Linked DNA regions of Mus musculus: region 2 is linked to region 1. The links are chromatin loops, found by intact Hi-C in ENCODE. Cell type or tissue: left cerebral cortex. All regions are shown on one strand. Links, peaks and the distances in the headings refer to the core of each region. The heading gives the core; the rest is flanking DNA.

Region 1 (8,324 bases), core at 48-8,047:
ACTGCCTCAGTGAGGAGGACATGGGGATGGACAGGCCTTTTGTCTCAAGCTTCCTGCTCCCTGGCTGAGTTCGATACTCACCTTGAGTGCCCACAATCTCCATATGCAGGTGTGCCAAACCACTGGCTGCAGACAAGGCTAGCTTAATCATTCCCTCAATGGTCACTGTGTAGCGGTTCAGATAATCAAACAGTGAGCCATGCTCGTGATAGTCAGAGACAAGCCACAGCTGGGTCCAGGTGCCATTATCTGCAGAGAACACAGACAAGGGCCACATAGAAGGAACACTATGCAATAAGGAAGAAGGTATGTGCTACACACAGTGCCACTTCCTGCCTCCACATCTCTGGCAGCCTCCAGGGAGGACAGAGAGCACCTCTCTCTCAGGCTTACTCCCTTACCCAGGTGTGTGTGGTGGTTTGCTTGAGATGCTCCTCCACAACTGTCTTGGGCCTTTGACTGCCTGACCCTCAGTGGGTGGCTCTTTGGAAAGCCTAGGAGGTAGGGTCTTGCTAAACAAAGTATATCACTGGGGCACTCTTTGGGGTTTCAGAGGTCACAAGCCATCCTTCTGCTTGTAGCTCAAGATAGGAGCTCTCAGCTCCTGGCCCTGTTTCAGCATCACAGGCTGTGACCATCTGGACCACGAGCACAGAGCAAACCGCTCTGGAAGTCACTCAGGCCGTGGTGTCTTTATTATTATTAGTAGTAGTAGTGTTATGTGTTATTGCCATTATTTGTGTTATTTTGTTTTTTAAGTTTTATTTATTTTATGTATGAATGCTCTATCTGCATGCACACCTATATGCCAGAAGAGGGCATCAGATCCCATTACAGGTGGTTGTGAGCCACCATGGAGTTGCTGGGAACTGAACTCAGGACCTCTAGAAGAGAAGCCAGTGTTCTTAACCACTGAGCCATCTCTTCAGCCCTGTTTTTGTTTTTTGTTTGTTTTTGAGACAGGGTTTCTCTGTGTAGCTCTATAGACCAGGCTGGCCTTGAACTCAGAGATCCACCTGCCTCTGCCTTCTCTGTGCTGGGATTAAAGGCGTGCGCCACTTGGCTGTGGGGTCTTATTAGAGAGACAAGCAAGTAGCCCAGTCAGTGAGGAAGATGCTCAGCAGCGCCACTTTATCGCCAAGTCTGGAATGTGCAGGTTCAGTTTGTTACCGATTGATGGCTTGCTTCCTCGCTCTGACAGGAGGCTCTCCGTGCTCCACCCACTGCTGCCCAGGAGGAGAGCCCGCTCTTGCCTGCACTCCTCCCTCGATCATGACCCAGTGCAGCACCTGTCTCACTGGAAATGTCTCCTTCCACTTGGTGTCCATTCTCAGGCCAAGGGCCATGATGAGAGCAGAAGGATCCCATTTGTGCATCCCTGTTGCAGAGCCAGGAATGCTCTGAGCACTCCCACAAAGGCCATCTTGCCCTTCAGGAAAGCAGTGGAAGGCAGGGAGCTTGCTGACCCCTCTCTTTCACTTTGGGGTGGCAGGACGGAGGACAGGGAGAGGAGAAAGCAACACTGATCAATCTGGCTAAGCTTGCTGCTGTTGCTAGGAAGATTAGAAACTGGGCTGAAAGCTTCCAAATTCTAGGCTGGTGCTAATCCCAGGGCCTCACACTGGCTATATCATGGTAACAAGGCAAGAACAAAGGGGTCTGACTCCCTCCTTTCCTGGCCCTAACTCAGATCCCAACTCATACAAGCTTCCAGAATCAATAAAGGCTGGCTGCTAGAAATGTCTCAACCTTGTCAGCTCTGACCCCAAAGAGGGCCATATTCTAACCAGTAACTCCTTTCTGAGGAGGCCATGACCTGCCATAGGACAGTTGGAGCCTTTTAATGACTCTAAGACGTCTGGGATAGCAGCAGCTCCTCAGAGGGCTGAGACCGTCTCTTCTTCCCCTGCACTAACACCCAGGGCTCTTCAGCTGTTGGGCAGCCAGGGACCTGCAGCCCCGCAGCACTCTGAAGAACACGCTCAGCTGGCATTCCCCATACATCTGTGGACACTAGCCTCTAGTCATTGTGCTGCAGAGGGAAGTGTGTCACAACTGCCAGACACTTCTAAAACACAACTCAGTGCCCTCATAATTTCTGTGTTCCAGGGGTACCAAATGCCAGGTGTGTGTGTATGGTGTGTCTTTGTAGGGCTATGTGTACATTCATGCAAGTACCAGCAGATGCCAAAAGAGGGCATGATATCCCCTGGAACTAGAATTACAGGCCACACAACATAGTATGTGTTAACACACACACACACACACACACACACACACACACACACACACACACATACACACACACGGGCATGGGCACGCACAAAAGTCCAGCATAACCTTGTCTCTGTCTACCCCTCCCCTGCTTCTCCCATGTATATAAAAGGCTGAGACAGAGAGACTGTACATTTGTGGCTAGGCTGTCCTATATGTCTAGTCTGCCTTATGACAAAGGAGAAAAAACGAGGTGGGGGGGGAGGAAAGGGGATAGAAAAGAGAGGGGATAGAGGGGGGAGGAGAGAGGAGAGAGGAGGGAGGAGAGAGGAGAGAGGGGGGGAGGAGAGGGGATAGAGGAGGGAGGAGAGGGGATAGAGGGGGAGGAGAGGAGATAAGAGGAGGGAGGAGAGGGGATAGAGAGGGAAAGGAGAGGGGATAGAGAGGGGAAGGAGAGGGGATAGAGAGGGGAAGGAGAGGGGATAGAGAGGGGAAGGAGAGGGGATAGAGGAGGGGGAGGACCGGCAGCAGAAGCTCTGGGGCTCTAGGTATAAAACAGACCGAAACCAGTCTCATAGCTATGAGGTGACACTGAAAGGCCAGTGTCTGCTTATGGTGGCTTCCCTACGACAGTGTGTGTAACGCTTGTGCTGTGTTGTAGACCGTGTATGTGTCTCTGCCACCTGCCCAGGCAGGTGAGAACGTAATTCCTATTGTAGCAGTTTTCAAAACAAACACACGGGAGTCCCAATGGGGGCCATGCTGGGTGCAGATCGGAGAGCAAATCAAGGGATAGAGGAAGAAAAGCCTGTGGGGCATGGGAGGCCTTCTTAGCTACGCAATAACCCAGGTTCCGTGTGAGCATCTTGGCATAAAATGCTCCACATTTAAAGTGGGTTTAGAACTATGGTCTTATTCAGACCTGCTGTGTGCAGCAGAGCAGAGCAGCCAGGCCTCTCTAGCGCCAACAAGTGGCCACTGACTTTGGGACACAGTACCTTTATTGTCAGCAGCAATAAAGCCAAGGATGTTTTCATGGCGCAGCATGACGGTCTGGTAGATCTCTGCTTCACGGAACCAAGACCGTTCTTCACGAGAAGAGAAGATTTTCACAGCCACGTCACCACCCCTCCAGCGACCACGCCATACTTCCCCGAACCGGCCCTTGCCGATAATCTCTTGTAAAACAATGGTTCGGGCCACTGTGCGCTGGACAAAAAGGGGTAACCCTGTAGGCCAAAGAATAGAGAAAAATCTGACACTGCAATTTTGCCAAACTCTGGGCCTGCCACACAATATACACCCCCAGAAAGGCCCTCCACCAGGTGTCTCTCCACTCTCCCTGGCCCAATAGCCACAGGATGCTATAGCAAGGCAGGAGCCATGCTAGGTGGTTTACCAGCAGGCTAAGCACAAGTCAGCACAGAAAAACACATGCTAGCTGCCCTTAGCCAGGACTTCCCCTCCAGGCTATACGGATGAAAGACTACATGTAAATCTTTGACTAGAGTTACCAACTCACTGATGGCTGCTTTATTCTGGTGTAACAGGAAGAATGTAGCAGACTCCTGAGTTGGGCACTGCCTTCTGGCCACCCTGCTCACTAGCCACTAGAGGGCGATGCTGTGTGGCCAACAAAGCAGACCTATGGTGGAAGCACACAGGGTACGTAGCTCTGCAGAGGAAGAGCAGGAAGCTCCAGTGTAGACTGGGGACTACCCACACTAATTCATGACTCAGTTTACTGCCTTGTAGGGCTCATCATTGCTTCATTTGACTCATCTGATGTCTATCTCTCCTTCTATCCAATCCCCTTATCTATCATGACTGACTTCCATTCTCTCACTGGACCAAATAACAGCTGTTAGTAACCCTAGGTTTGCTGGATTTACTGTGTGCTTAACATGCACGTGTGTCTCCGCCAGGGCTTTACAGAAATTCCATCCTGCCCTGTCCCACTCTGCCCTCCTCCTAAAGGCGCCCGCCCGCCTGCTCTCCGGGCTCATCTCAGCCTGCTCTTGGCCCCGTGCAGCCACATCCAGCCCTGCTTCACCCCATCCTTTCTAGTAAGACACTGGCAGGCCAGTGGACCCATCCTCCACACCACTGCCAACACTGTCCACAGGGGAAAATGACCATGCGTCTGTCCGTGTAAGAACCTTCAGTCACACTCCGACCTGTGAGATAGTGTGGCCCCCAGAGTCTCTGACACCTGGCCAGCCTGCCTCCGCCCCCTCCAGACACGCCATGCCAGTCTCCTTATGAGTTTTTAAACAAACTGAACCTTCACAGCTTTCTGCTCTCTGCATTCAAAGCCTGCCCTGTGGCCTGGAACGCCCCTGCTGCTTACCTCACTTACAACCTCAACCTGTTCTTCAAGACTCCTCTATGTGTGCACGCTGTACAACCATTCCAACAACCATGCCAGCCCGTCTGAGCAGGCTAGCTCCTTCCCAGTCTTTGTTTCTAGGGGATGTTCAGTACTCATCTGTTAATAAGGCCCAGAGTTACATACATAACATGAGCTTAATGCTTTAAAGATAACATTATTTAAAAACCCAATACCTAGACTAGAGAGATGGGTCAGTGGTTAGGAACACACACTGGACAGGGCATGGCGATGCACACTGTTAATCACATGCTCAGAAAGCAAAGGCAGGTGGATTTCTATGAGTTTCATGCTAATCTAATCTACATAGTAAGTTCTAAGACAGCCAAGGTTACATAGTGAGATCTTGTCAAAAAAGCAAGCAAGCAAGTAAGCAAGCAAACAAACAAGCATGCCCAACTGCTCTTCCAGAAGATCCAAGCTCAGCTCCCAGCACCTACATCACATGGTTCACAAAGTCCAGCTTCAGTGGATCTGGCATCTCTGGCCTCTAAGGGCACCTACTCAGCTACACATACCTGCTCACCCCCTGCCCCCATAATTAAACAAATAAGACAATACTTGGGAGCTCTGTGCACTCTGTACCAAAATGGACTGAATTACCCACAGAAAACTGTCATTAAACAAAGTATCTACCAAGGCTCAGATGGTCTGAAACATCTGGAAATTCCCAGGACAGTAAGACCACCTCTCTCAGGCTCTTTCAACCACTGTCTGACCTTTGTTGGGAAAGCATATGCTGGATATTTTCTAGGTTTCTAAAAATGTGCAGCTTTTAAATATATTCATGTTGGTGCACTCTACTGCCGAGCTTCATAAAGCCAAAATGATGGATATGATATGTCAGAGCTCACAGGACTCCCTGAGTTCCAGGAGGGCATCTGGCCATGACTGATGGTACAACTTCCTTGTGTAACCACAGTCTAACCCATGGCGGGGAAACAAAGTCACACACAGTGAGACCTGTGTGTTCACATGTGTGTTCACCTGTGCTCACATGTGTGTTCACCTGTGCTCACGTGTACTCACCTGTGCTCACATGTGTGCTCACCTGTGTGTTCACCTGTGCTCACGTGTGCGCTCACCTGTGCTCACATGTGTGTTCACCTGTGTGCTCACCTGTGTGCTCACCTGTGCTCACATGTGTGCTCACGTGTACTCACCTGTGCTCACATGTGTGCTCACCTGTGTGTTCACCTGTGCTCACGTGTGCTCACATGTGTGCTCACCTGTGTGCTCACCTGTGCTCACCTGTGTGCTCACCTGTGCTCACCTGTGTGCTCACCTGTGCTCACCTGTGTGCTCACCTGTGCTCACGTGTGTGCTCACCTGTGCTCACATGTGCGTTCACCTGTGTTCACATGTGTGCTCACCTGTGCTCACATGTGTGCTCACCTGTGCTCACATGGCAGCACTGACCTCTTTAACTATTTCTTTTATGTTCCAGATCAGAATAGCTCTAAAGTGATCATTAATCTTCAGTTCAGCAACTGCAGCAACAACAACAGCAACAACAGCAGCAACAGCAACAACAGTAACAGCAACAACAACAGCAACAGTAACAGCAGCAGCAACAGCAGCAAGAGCAGCAACAGTAACAGCAACAACAGCAGCAGCAGCAGCAGCAGCAGCAGCAGCAGCAGCAGCAGCAGTAACAGCAACAGCAACAGCAACAGCAACAGCAACAGCAACAACAGCAACAGTAGCAGCAACAGCAGCAGCAAGTCTTTGGGACACATCACAGACAAGTTTTTGAGACAGGATTGACAATGTAGTCCTGGTAGGCCCGATACTTGCTAGGTAGCCTGTACTGGCCTTGAACTTGAGACAATTCTCCTGCCTCAGCCTTCCAAGTACTACTGCTGGGATTATGGATGATTTCAGCCATATTCTACCACACGCAGAAATTTAATATGCTTCTGGTTTTGTCAGCTGAGCTATTTCCTGAGATGTGAGCAACCTACTAAGTTCTCTCCACCCTGAGCTGTGGTGTCCTGTCAGACTGTGCTCACCCCAATGCTCATGTAAGAAAGCCTTGCAGAACAGGAAGTGGAGACCAAGCTACGCTGGAAGCCCAAGCTGCCTTTCTGATAACCCTCCCCGAAGCCTGTGGCAGTGGGGCAAAGTCAATGATTCACCAAATCCCCAGTCTGAGCTTCACTCAGTGTCCTCAAACACCCCTCGTGGCTGCTCAGGGATCAATGGTTAGCTGTCAGCGCCTCACAGGAATCCGGCACACTCCTGTTTCTCAAAAGGGGCCCTTAAAGTGAGCACACCAGCACTCAGGTGGAACCAGCTCAAGTTTCACAGGCACACAGCTCCAAAGCTGGAGCGAGGCAGGGCTTTAGTAATAGAAAGTTTTGCACCTGACCTCTGGAATCTCAGGGCATGAAGCGTTTTTGGTGAGGCCATCATCGTATCTTATTACATGTCAGATTCCAGATGATGAGAATTATGAAACCAAATGACTCAACACAGCAGGGCCCCGGCCTTCCTCATAAACACAGCCTCCTGCTGGAAACCAGTGGTGAGGGCCAACACACACAGTGCCTGGAGAACCTGGTACCTGAGCCAGACCCTGACGTGGAGAGGTCGTAGACGAGATCCTGGAGCGTCTTGTCTTTGGAGAGACACATCTCGCAAGAGGGGTCCTCCATGTCCAACCTCTGGCGGTTATGGTAGACACGCTGGTGATAGTTGATGACCAGGAAGACGATGATAATGATAAGGAAGAGGAGGAAGACGGGGCCGGCGATGATGCCGACCAGCTCCACAGGGCCCCACATGGAGGGGTGCGCAGGCTCCTTGAGGTGTCCTGGGAAGATGAGCAAGGATGGAACAAACAGTGAAAACAAGACACGGCTGGATCCAACCCACCCCGTAACTGGACCACCCATGAATGACCCTCACTTGTGGGTCTCCACTTGTGGGAGACCACTTCCTCTGGTCTCCCTGGGTTAGCCCGTGCCTTGATTCTCTCTAATACTACCTTTCTCTCGGTGAAGCACCCCTACAACTGTGGAACCAAACCCACTCTGGAAGCTCACAGCACACCAGAGTAGCAAGCTTGGCCCAATATCTCTCAGTCTTTCCCTAGAAAGATCTGACAAATGGCAAGGGGGGGGGGCTGTCTGAGGTGGTGTCTGACACTGCTCCACTGAAATCACCTCCCTTTCAAATTTCAGCCTTCTTCACGATGTTTACCCTGTCCCCAGAGCAGATGTCTCGGCTGCTGATGGCCTCGACCCCACAAGTAGCTGGGAGCTCTGCTCTTCTCACCTTCTGAGCAACAAGCCTGCCTAGAAAGGAGGCTGATCCTCTGTCATGACCTCAGAGAGCAACTAAACCTACTGTCAGCTATCCCTGAGCTGAGGGCTGGGAAGAGCAGACAAGAACGAAAGGACAAGATGCCCTTCCTCCACGGTGAGGCAACAGCACAAGAACTCACTCACCGCTGGGGACCCTGAGGTCAATCTTGTTGCAGAAGTCAATATAGCAGCAGTGTGTGTTGCGCAGATCCTCTGAACTCAGGCAGTAGAAGGGCTTTCCAGCAGGAACCAGCTCCACCTTGGGGATGCAGGTACGTACATGGTGCTCCACGCCATCCAGGTTAAAGATGGAGACCATGCAAGCCCCATCTGTCTCACAGGTGTAGTTGGTCTGTAGGCAGCTGGTGCACGCACACAGCAGAGCTATAGGACAGGGAAGGGCAGATATCAAC
Region 2 (8,324 bases), core at 227-8,226, 120 kb after region 1:
AGACTTTTAAAATTACTTGTGCAACCAAACTGTGTGTGTGTGTGTGTGGATGTGTGTGTGTTGATGCATGATGCATGAAGGCTAGCCTGGACTGCTGAGTGAGTTTCAAGTCAACCTAGGCTAAGCAGAGCAGCAGATAGGGAACTTTGAGTCTGATAATGGTGGCCACTCAGCTCTTTCCAAAGTGCTTCTACACACCGTTTTGTTTGAACACCAGCACCAGGTAAGGGGACTGCAACCTTTACTGCACCCCAAGTCTTGGTCATTACACCATAGCTGCACTTCTACTGCTTCCTTGAGACACTCTTTGTAGACTGATTATGTTTGTACATAAGACTGACGTGAATTTGTAGTGATCCTCCTGCCTCTGCCTCTGCCTCTGCCTCTGCCTCTGCCTCTGCCTCTGCCTCCTCTGCCTCTGCCTCCTCTGCCTCTGCCTCCTCTGCCTCTGCCTCCTCTGCCTCTGCCTCCTCTGCCTCTGCCTCCTCTGCCTCTGCCTCCTCTGCCTCTGCCTCCTCTGCCTCTGCCTCCTCTGCCTCTGCCTCTGCCGTATTGAGGTTATAGTCATGCACAGATCTGACTTCTTGTACTGTCTGCCTCTTCCCCTCTTGCTGCATCCTCTTCTCTGGCCGGACCCGTAGGTGCTCTCTACTAGAATCTGGAGTCTTTTGAGGCCCATCTTGGTGAGTCCACTCTGTTCTTTATTTATTTTCCCAAGACCCTCTCTCTTATTTTTTTTGCAACAGGGTCTCACTATGCTGCTCAGGTTGGTCTCAAGCTCTAGGACTTAAGCAATCCTCCTGCCTCTGTCTCTGGAGTAGCTGGGGTTACAGACACACACTACCTATTTAGGCTCTTCTCTGTTACCCTTCAATATTTTGCAAAGGCTTCTGGGAAATGACTGACAGCTGAAGTTGACTCAGGATCAGCTGTTTTCTTGTCGTTGTACTTTGAAGCTGATTCAGGATCAGCTGTTTTCTTGGTGTTGTACTATTGTAGATGAGAGCGGGGCTAGAGCTGGTCCAAGTGAGCAACGTATGCAGGGCCTGGAGGGCTCTGTTGTGGCCCAGGGAGCACATTGGCACTACGACACCACAGTCCCACGGTCCCATGGCACCACAGCACCTCAGAACCACAGTACCATGGCACCACAGCTCTGGTAGGGTTGGGTTCAACCTCTTGGGCTTTGCTAAGCCCCTCCCCTCTGAGGCTGGAGGAGGGAGCAGAGGGCCGGGTTAGAAGGGAGGAGGCTGAGCAGGAGGCACAATCCACTACATTACTAGTTGACTTAAGTACAACCAGATGTACTGAGACTTTCCGATCAGGCCCAGCCCCAGAGGGCAAAGCAGGGGCAAGGGACCTTCCATGCAAACTGGTTTTCTAATTCCCCACCCTGTCCTGGGTTTGTAAACTTTGTAAGAGAGGAGAGACTTCCTGTAGGTCTCCAGGGACTGGCCTGTTAAGAGGGTGTGGGTCCTGCAGGGGTGGGTCCTGCCTTTGAATGGACAAGGGTGGGGGTGGGGTGGGGGCAGGGGGTGGACGGCGTGGGGGATGGGAGGTAGGGGTGGGGGAGTGAGTGAGAGGGACGCTCATGAAAGCAGAGATCTGGCTCAGTGTGTAGAACCTTCCAGAGAAAAGACCTTAGAGGAGGACTGGTTTGGAGTTACTGACCCAATCGCAGGATCCCACAAGCTCAGCTGAGTTGGGTTCTGAAGGTTGAATAGGAGTAGGGAAATGAGATTCTCGGCTCAGATTTGGAAGTATTCAAATAGCGTGGATGCGACTGAGTTCTGTGGGACTAGAGATAAAAAGTGGGGTCAATTCAAGTGGCTGGTGCAAAGGCTGTGCTGTAGGATGGGGGTGGGGGACCTCTGTTTACATAGCAACAGCTGTACTCAAGTAAATTGAGGATTCTGAGTGTGGGGTGCTGGAGTCCCTCTGAGTTAGGCATGTGGAGGTGAAATAGGGACACCTCTCCAATGGCCCAACCTAGAGGCTATAGGAAAGTAGAGTGCATTTTCTAATTCCCAGATATTCCCAGAAACTCTCAGGCTGGCTGAGGGGGTGCTGGCCCCCACCCAGCCTGAAGCAGGAGTGTGTGTTGGGGTGGGGAGAGCACTGGTGAAAGTTTAAAAACAGCAGTGGGGTAAGGCATGGGTGGGAGGGTCTGGGATGGCGGGTGGGTCACGGGTAGGAGAGTTTTGGCAATGGAGGAGACTTTGCCAGCTGGGCCTTGATGGCTGAACCTCAAATCCCAAAAGGCTGGCACTTAGATTTGTAGCCAGGGCAGCCTGAGACCAGCCAGTGGCAAGTTCCGACTGCGGCTGGTGGGGTGTGGTGTCCTCTGGGCATATTCCCTGTCCTTTGGGGCAGGACATGCTTCCTTCCTTTCCTGCCCATGGTGACTCCTAAGGGGCCAGCAGAAGAGCACTGAGAAAGGGAACTCCCGCCCGCCCTTTCCTCTTCCTCCTTTCCATTTCTTTCTGCTTCCTCTGTCCACCCATGCTTCCCTGGGGCCCTTTATTTCTTTCCTTGCCCCACCTGCTCCTGGATTCTCTGGGTCTGGCTCCTTCTGCCGCCCTGAGTCCTGCTCCCTCCCTCTAAAGGCCTTCCAGTGGGTGGGAGGCATCCTGTGTGGTTTTGGAAAGTACTTGACACCCATCTCTGGGCCAAGAGGTACCCCACCCTCTCCTAGATATACGTGCACACAGACTCACACGCAGTTGTTAGCATCTAGCCACATACCAAGGGGAGCCCCTTCTCCTGGGGTGGGTGGCAGTACTCCATGCAGTTAGTGATGGAAACCAAGTGGCTGCAAAGGGTGGCGGGTTGGAAGAGCGATGCATTAGCCATCTTTACCACTATTATTATCCAATCCATTGTGGGCACTTGACCTGCCCTGGGAGGCTCCCGGTGACCTCAGCAGGGGCCTTTCGGGGCACAGATCCCTTGCCTGAGGGCAGATAGGAGAGGGGTCAAGCAGGAGCCCTCAGAGATTAGCCCCCCAGAAAGGCCAAGAATGGAGATATGATGAAAGGCCATTTGCCAAGACTGAGTGTGTGTCAGCTTCAAGGTGATGTATTAACAGGACCATAATTAGCTCAGGGAAGGAAAGTGATACTTCATTGCCTGGGCGCTGGACAGGGGGTAAGTGAAGGAGGGAAGCGACTAGGCTCCCCTCACCTGCTAACCAGAGCCCTTACTGTGACCCACAGCCACCTGAGAATCAGGACCACCTGATACTGGGCTGGCCTGTGGCGCCTCAGGAAGGCTTCAGCGGCACGCTGAGCATCCCCGATGAGGCATGAGCAAGCTCTCCTCTCATCCTGGCCCTGGAAGGCTTTTGTCTCTAGGCAGACACTAACATTCCTTCAAGCTGGATGCCTCAGAAGGCACCACCTCATCTTAGAACTCGGTACAGTCAGGTCCTAGGGCCACCCATCAGCAAGGCTAGCCAGCCTTGGCATCCTGGCACAATTCCGGATGACAGGGGTGTCTCTGCTCGGCTCCAGTGGACTTGGCCTTCAAGGGAGCCGGCAAGGACTGGGAGTACAGAGAAAAGGGGTGCAGGGGCTCTAGGTCAGGCTTTTCTCAGTGCTCCCAATTAAGTCTCTTCTCTCTGGCCTCGGATGTCATAACAGTGAAGAAAGACCACATTTAATCAGTTTCTTGTTTTGTCACAAGTTTCTTGTTTTGTCTCTGCTCTGCTAAGATGGCAACTGTAGCTGTTTGCACCCTCTATGAATACAATCCTGGGGGTCTGGCCCAGCACTCCTGAGTCTTGGCGCATCCCTGATTTGTGTCAGGGTGTGTGGGTGTGTAAGAACGGGAAGGTGGTTTATAAACAGGAAAATTCTGGGGCCAGAAGTCTCCCCGCCCCCTTGATGAATTTCAGAACTTTATTGCTGGTCTTATTTCCATATTTAGACTATGAAAAAGAAAAGACAAAAAGGATGATTGGCGGCCTGTGCCTTCCTCTTCCCTGCCAATCTACAGAGCTGTCTGGGTCTGTGGGATCCGGAAACATAATCACAAGTGAAGAGTCTTTAGAATTCTGCCAGACTTGGAGGTCAGAGGCCTGTTCTGCAGGTTAGAGGAAGCCCCTCCAGCGTGAGTCCTGTCCTACGGATGCTCTTGCTGAACTACCACCCGGAAGGAAAGGAAGTCCCAGAAAGGGTGGCGGCAGAGCCTCGAAGTACGACCTATGGGTGGGAAATGCTGGTCACAGAACCTCTTGACGCTCTGGGCTCCTCCAGAACCTCCACCATAAGCATCGCGCCTGTGCCATGGCCTCCTAAGGCGGAGGGAGTCTTGACCTTTATCACCACCGAAGCTCTGAGACGCCTGCTTAAAACGGTGCCAACTCTAGACTGGGAGCGATTCAATGCAAATTCCTCTGGTCACCTGTAAGTCCCCTTATACGTATACTGGCTGGGGCTCCTTATACGTAGGTGCCAGTGGGCTCAGGGTGACTGTAGTCTCTTTGGGCAAGCTCTCCAGTGTGATTGTCCCACCACCTAGTCCACTGCTTTGATAGTGCGCGCGTGCGCGCACACACACACACACACACACACACACACTGTTCTGTGGCACCTGTGCAGAGACAGTGCCCTCATCTGGCTATGCACCCTGCCAGGGGCATCCTGCACGCTGTAGTTGCTCTGCGCGCCCAGGGCGGGGACGTAGGCCAGAGTCCACAGGCGTCCTAGGAGAGGTGGTCTTGGCCAGGCAGCGGACGGGGCGGGTCTGGCCAGCCGCCTTCCCCTTTGCCCTTCGACCCAGGAAGCGGCTCACAGCCAGCGGCCACTCAGGGCAGCCAGGAGCTCAGTCCTGGCCTCGGCGCCCGCCCGGCCTCCCCAGTCTCCCCGCCTCCAGGCCGGCCTCCAAGCCCAGCGCAACTTCCCGCTCCGACGGCAGGGGAGGCGGGAGCGGGCGAGCGGCCTGAGAGTGGTGCAAGGACACGCTCGCACCGAGGGTCATTTGCTCTTTTTCCCCCGGGTGGCTAATTTATTTTCGAGCCCGGGGAGGGAGAGGCGGGGCGGCGAGGCTGCCGCGAGGGGCCGGGCGAGCGGGGCGGGGGCGGGGCGCTGGGAGGGGCGGGGCGCGGGCCCGGAGGGAGGGCGCTGGGGGCGGGCGAGGGGAGGCGGGGTGGGGGTCCTGCCTGCGGGGGGAGCCTGGGCCGCCCCTTGTCCGGCCACCCCCACTGCCCAGTCCCGCTCCCGGCCGCGGCGGCCGCAGCAGCCGCAGCAGCAGCGGCCCCAGGATGGTGAGCGCCGCTGACCCCCAGCCCTGGCCCGTCGCCCCCGGCCCGCGCTTCCGCCCCGGTCCCTGGGCCGGACGCCCCCCCAGGCCGCGCACACTCACCTAGGACCCGGCCGGGATGCCGAGGTACGCGTCGCAGGCCAGGGAGGGGGTAGGCGCGGGAGCGCGCGGGCCGGCCGGGGGTCAGGGGGTGGCGACTGTGCGGTCCGATGTCCAGAGCTTTGTCCGCGGGCGCGGGGCCGTGCGAGGCCCAGGGAGGGCGGGGGCTGAGGGGCCGGGGCTCCAACTAGGCGGAGGTCGGAGGGCAAGGCCGGGAGAGACCTGAGAGGGTGCGTGGGAGCCCAGGGTCATTTCCCCGGAGGAAGGGGGGCGACCAGTTGAGATCGCCCCTCGGTCGCCGACGGGAACCCGCTTTACCGCCCACTCTGGAGCTGAGGAGGTGGTGTTAGCGAGCGGCGGACTCTGGGGAGTCTGTGGGCTTGGGGAGAGGGAGCTAGGATTTGCGGGTTCGGGTCCCAGAAGGGTCCGGCGGCCTGAGCCCGAGGGCCGGCCCGCAGGCCCCTCCCACTCCGTCAGGTCTTTGTCCAGCGGCCCCTGTGTGTGCGGGAGGGGGTGGGGGCTGGGTTACTGGCCTGGAGATTCCCCAGCATCGTGACGGGGCAGTGACAGGAGACTGAGGCCATTTCGGTCCCTGCGCCCCTAACGCACACGCCCTTCGTTTCTCCTCAGGCTGGGACAGTAGTCCCAGCTCAGAGTTGGGGTATTGCACGAAACTGCGCTTACTTTCACCAGTGGACCATTGGTTACCCGGAGCCCCTCGGAGTTCCCAGCTCTTGCGAAAACCCCTTAAACTTCCCTACTCCTAGAGCCTTATGGTCTATGCAGAGATTCCCACTTCCAGACTCTTGTTAGAGGGTCCTCTGTAGATTGTTGGGCACACAGTAAGAGCTTAATATATGTTGGCTTCCTCCCGGACCTCTCCGGTCTAGTGGTTCCCGCTGGCGGAGGGCCTGTGAACGTTAAACGCCGGGGAGAGCGAGAGCAGCCTGGAGCCTGCGCCCCGCTGAGGCCCGGAGTGCAGGGGTGGGTGGGCGGGTGGGTGGGCTGTTAAAGGGACGGTCACTAAATCAGGATTAGGCCGTGGGGCTGTCAGGCTGCCGGCCCTGTCTCCATGGATACCTAATTTGGAGGAGAATAGAGGACGGAAGAATGTTTGTGTTGTCCGCACTGGCAGTAGAGGCTGAGCGGGCTCCTGCTTTCAGCCCAGTAGCTAGAAGTGGGGATCTGCTCGCTTTCCCACTTTAGGTTTACAGTTTGGGAGCTTCTCGGTTCCCGGGGTTTGACACCTCCCCTAGAGCCACCCAGTATTTGGAGTGGGCCTGGAGATACTGCAGTCCAAAGACCTCTGACTGTACGGGGTAGTTTTGAACCCTGCCAGAATCCCATCCAAAACCCCTGAGCATCCTTCCGGAACCTCCCGTCACCCCAGTATCCCTAGGCAGGGCGCGAACGTCCTTCTCTGGGTTTTAGTCCTGCCCCCCCCCCTGGGACAGCCGTAACAGGGTGCAAGGGGGTGCCGGTCTGCAGTGCTCCAGGATCCGAGAGCGGGTTTTCGACCACCCTGAGCTGTGGGCAGGGGGGCGGGGCGGGACTTTCTCCAGTCGCCCGAAGAAAGGGGAGGATCTTGCTTGGATGGCCCGGGAGGACTGTGTGACAGGCCTCGTAAATCGCCCTTACCCACATTTAGCACCATTTCATTTCTTTCTACTTGATTCCATTGGTGCCCGCAGCATCCAGAGGCGACCCTCACGCCCTTACTATACAGTCTTCTGAGGGAAGCCCCTTTGGGCCAATGGGAGTTTAGTTGAAAGGCAGGATTGGAGTTGCTCCTTCTCAGTGTCCCTAGGAGTAGGAGAGGGGCTGGATGACCAGGGATGCCGTGGACCTCCAAGGACTTGCATGTTCTTTGGCTCTGGAGAGGACAGTGGTCAGGATGAGGGTCACCTAGTCAGACAATTCCAGTACCCAGCCAGATCAAGGCAGCAGAATGGAAAGCAAGAGAGAGGAACCCAGACTCCAGTGTGGTATTCCAGAGTCCGTTCCTGCCTCTCTCCTGGTCATCCATGGCCACAGCTTTTCATGGACCAAGAGTCCCTCCCCTCCCCTGCCTGGCTGCAGCTTTATTGCTGAATCTCAGGCTCTCCACGCAATTTCACGCCTCTCTGCCTTTGCTCCTGCTGTTCCTTCGGCCAAATGCCTTCTCCATTGTCCTGGTCTTGCCACAACCTCCTCATTCTTCAAGGCCCGGCTAGGATGCCACATATCCCCCTGGGTAGCCTCCCCCAGAGTCCCCAGCTTTACCATTTGCCCCTCCCTCCACGGTCTCCTAGTGCTGCACCTGTATCTTTTTTCCGTTGTGGCTGGGTCCATATTAGGCTCTGGCTCCAGGAGGCCAGGGTATATACACTTGCGCCTGCCTCACAGTTACTTTGTACCGTTTGGGTGCCCATAAATGTTGGTTGGGTGACGAGAAGGAGCTTTGTGAAGACTTTGACCTGGTGGTCTGCAAAACCTGGAATCCGGTCACTTTGGGCAAGAAGCTCTGCCCTCCTGGGTTTTGGAGCCCCCTGAGTGGCTCAGCTCCTCCTTTCTTTCTCTCCTCCTCCTTAGTGACCCTCCCCACCCCCCAAGTCCAGGGAGGACTTTGCTCCTTTCCTTCTCCACAGACCTTCATCCTCCCCCTTGCCATTATCATCCTGTTAAACAGAGAGGCCAGTCAGGACCCATATGGATCACATTAACAATTGCTTATTATCTGGCTGAGACACCCCCAACTCCCCACCACTAGTTCCTACTACAGCAGCTCTGGATCCTGAGGAGCCTCCCCCCACCCCCCACCCCACTGGTCATGAAGGAGGTCAGGGGACAGGTTGGTTGGCTGCCCCCTCCTTCCCTGACCCCTCCAGCAGGATTTTGCCTCTTCTTGCCTTGGCGCTTAATGACTTCGTCACCTTATTTAATGAAAAACAGGCTCCACAGGAGGATGGCTCAGGAAGGTCCCA

What was found. Peaks named below come from ENCODE experiments on the same cell type or tissue, not always from the same donor. Only the 100,000 strongest peaks of a DNase experiment are listed, where the experiment ranks them.
Region 2: it touches region 1 in a loop (4-fold over the local background); 2 of 42 quality-filtered maps call a loop at or near these places.

What each region holds. Positions count from the first base shown.
Region 1 is chr15:101,193,903-101,202,226 of GRCm38, reverse strand. It overlaps Acvr1b (activin A receptor, type 1B), which reads right to left. Exons shown (of 9, transcript NM_007395.4): 2 at 8,056-8,295; 3 at 7,170-7,418; 4 at 3,213-3,443; 5 at 82-249. It overlaps Mir6962 (microRNA 6962), which reads right to left; the gene lies at 8,296-8,324. Among named protein-coding and RNA genes, the nearest start is that of Mir6962, 4.2 kb to the right of the region's middle. In left cerebral cortex, for the core only: CTCF peaks have their summits at 823 (motif pointing right), 3,183 and 3,821 (motif pointing right); a DNase peak (open chromatin) is centred at 3,840.
Region 2 is chr15:101,075,387-101,083,710 of GRCm38, reverse strand. It overlaps a transcript of Fignl2 not described here. Among named protein-coding and RNA genes, the nearest start is that of Gm41402, 23 kb to the left of the region's middle. In left cerebral cortex, for the core only: CTCF peaks have their summits at 4,688 and 4,892; DNase peaks (open chromatin) are centred at 4,834 and 6,420; H3K4me3 peaks cover 2,446 bases; H3K27ac peaks cover 1,146 bases.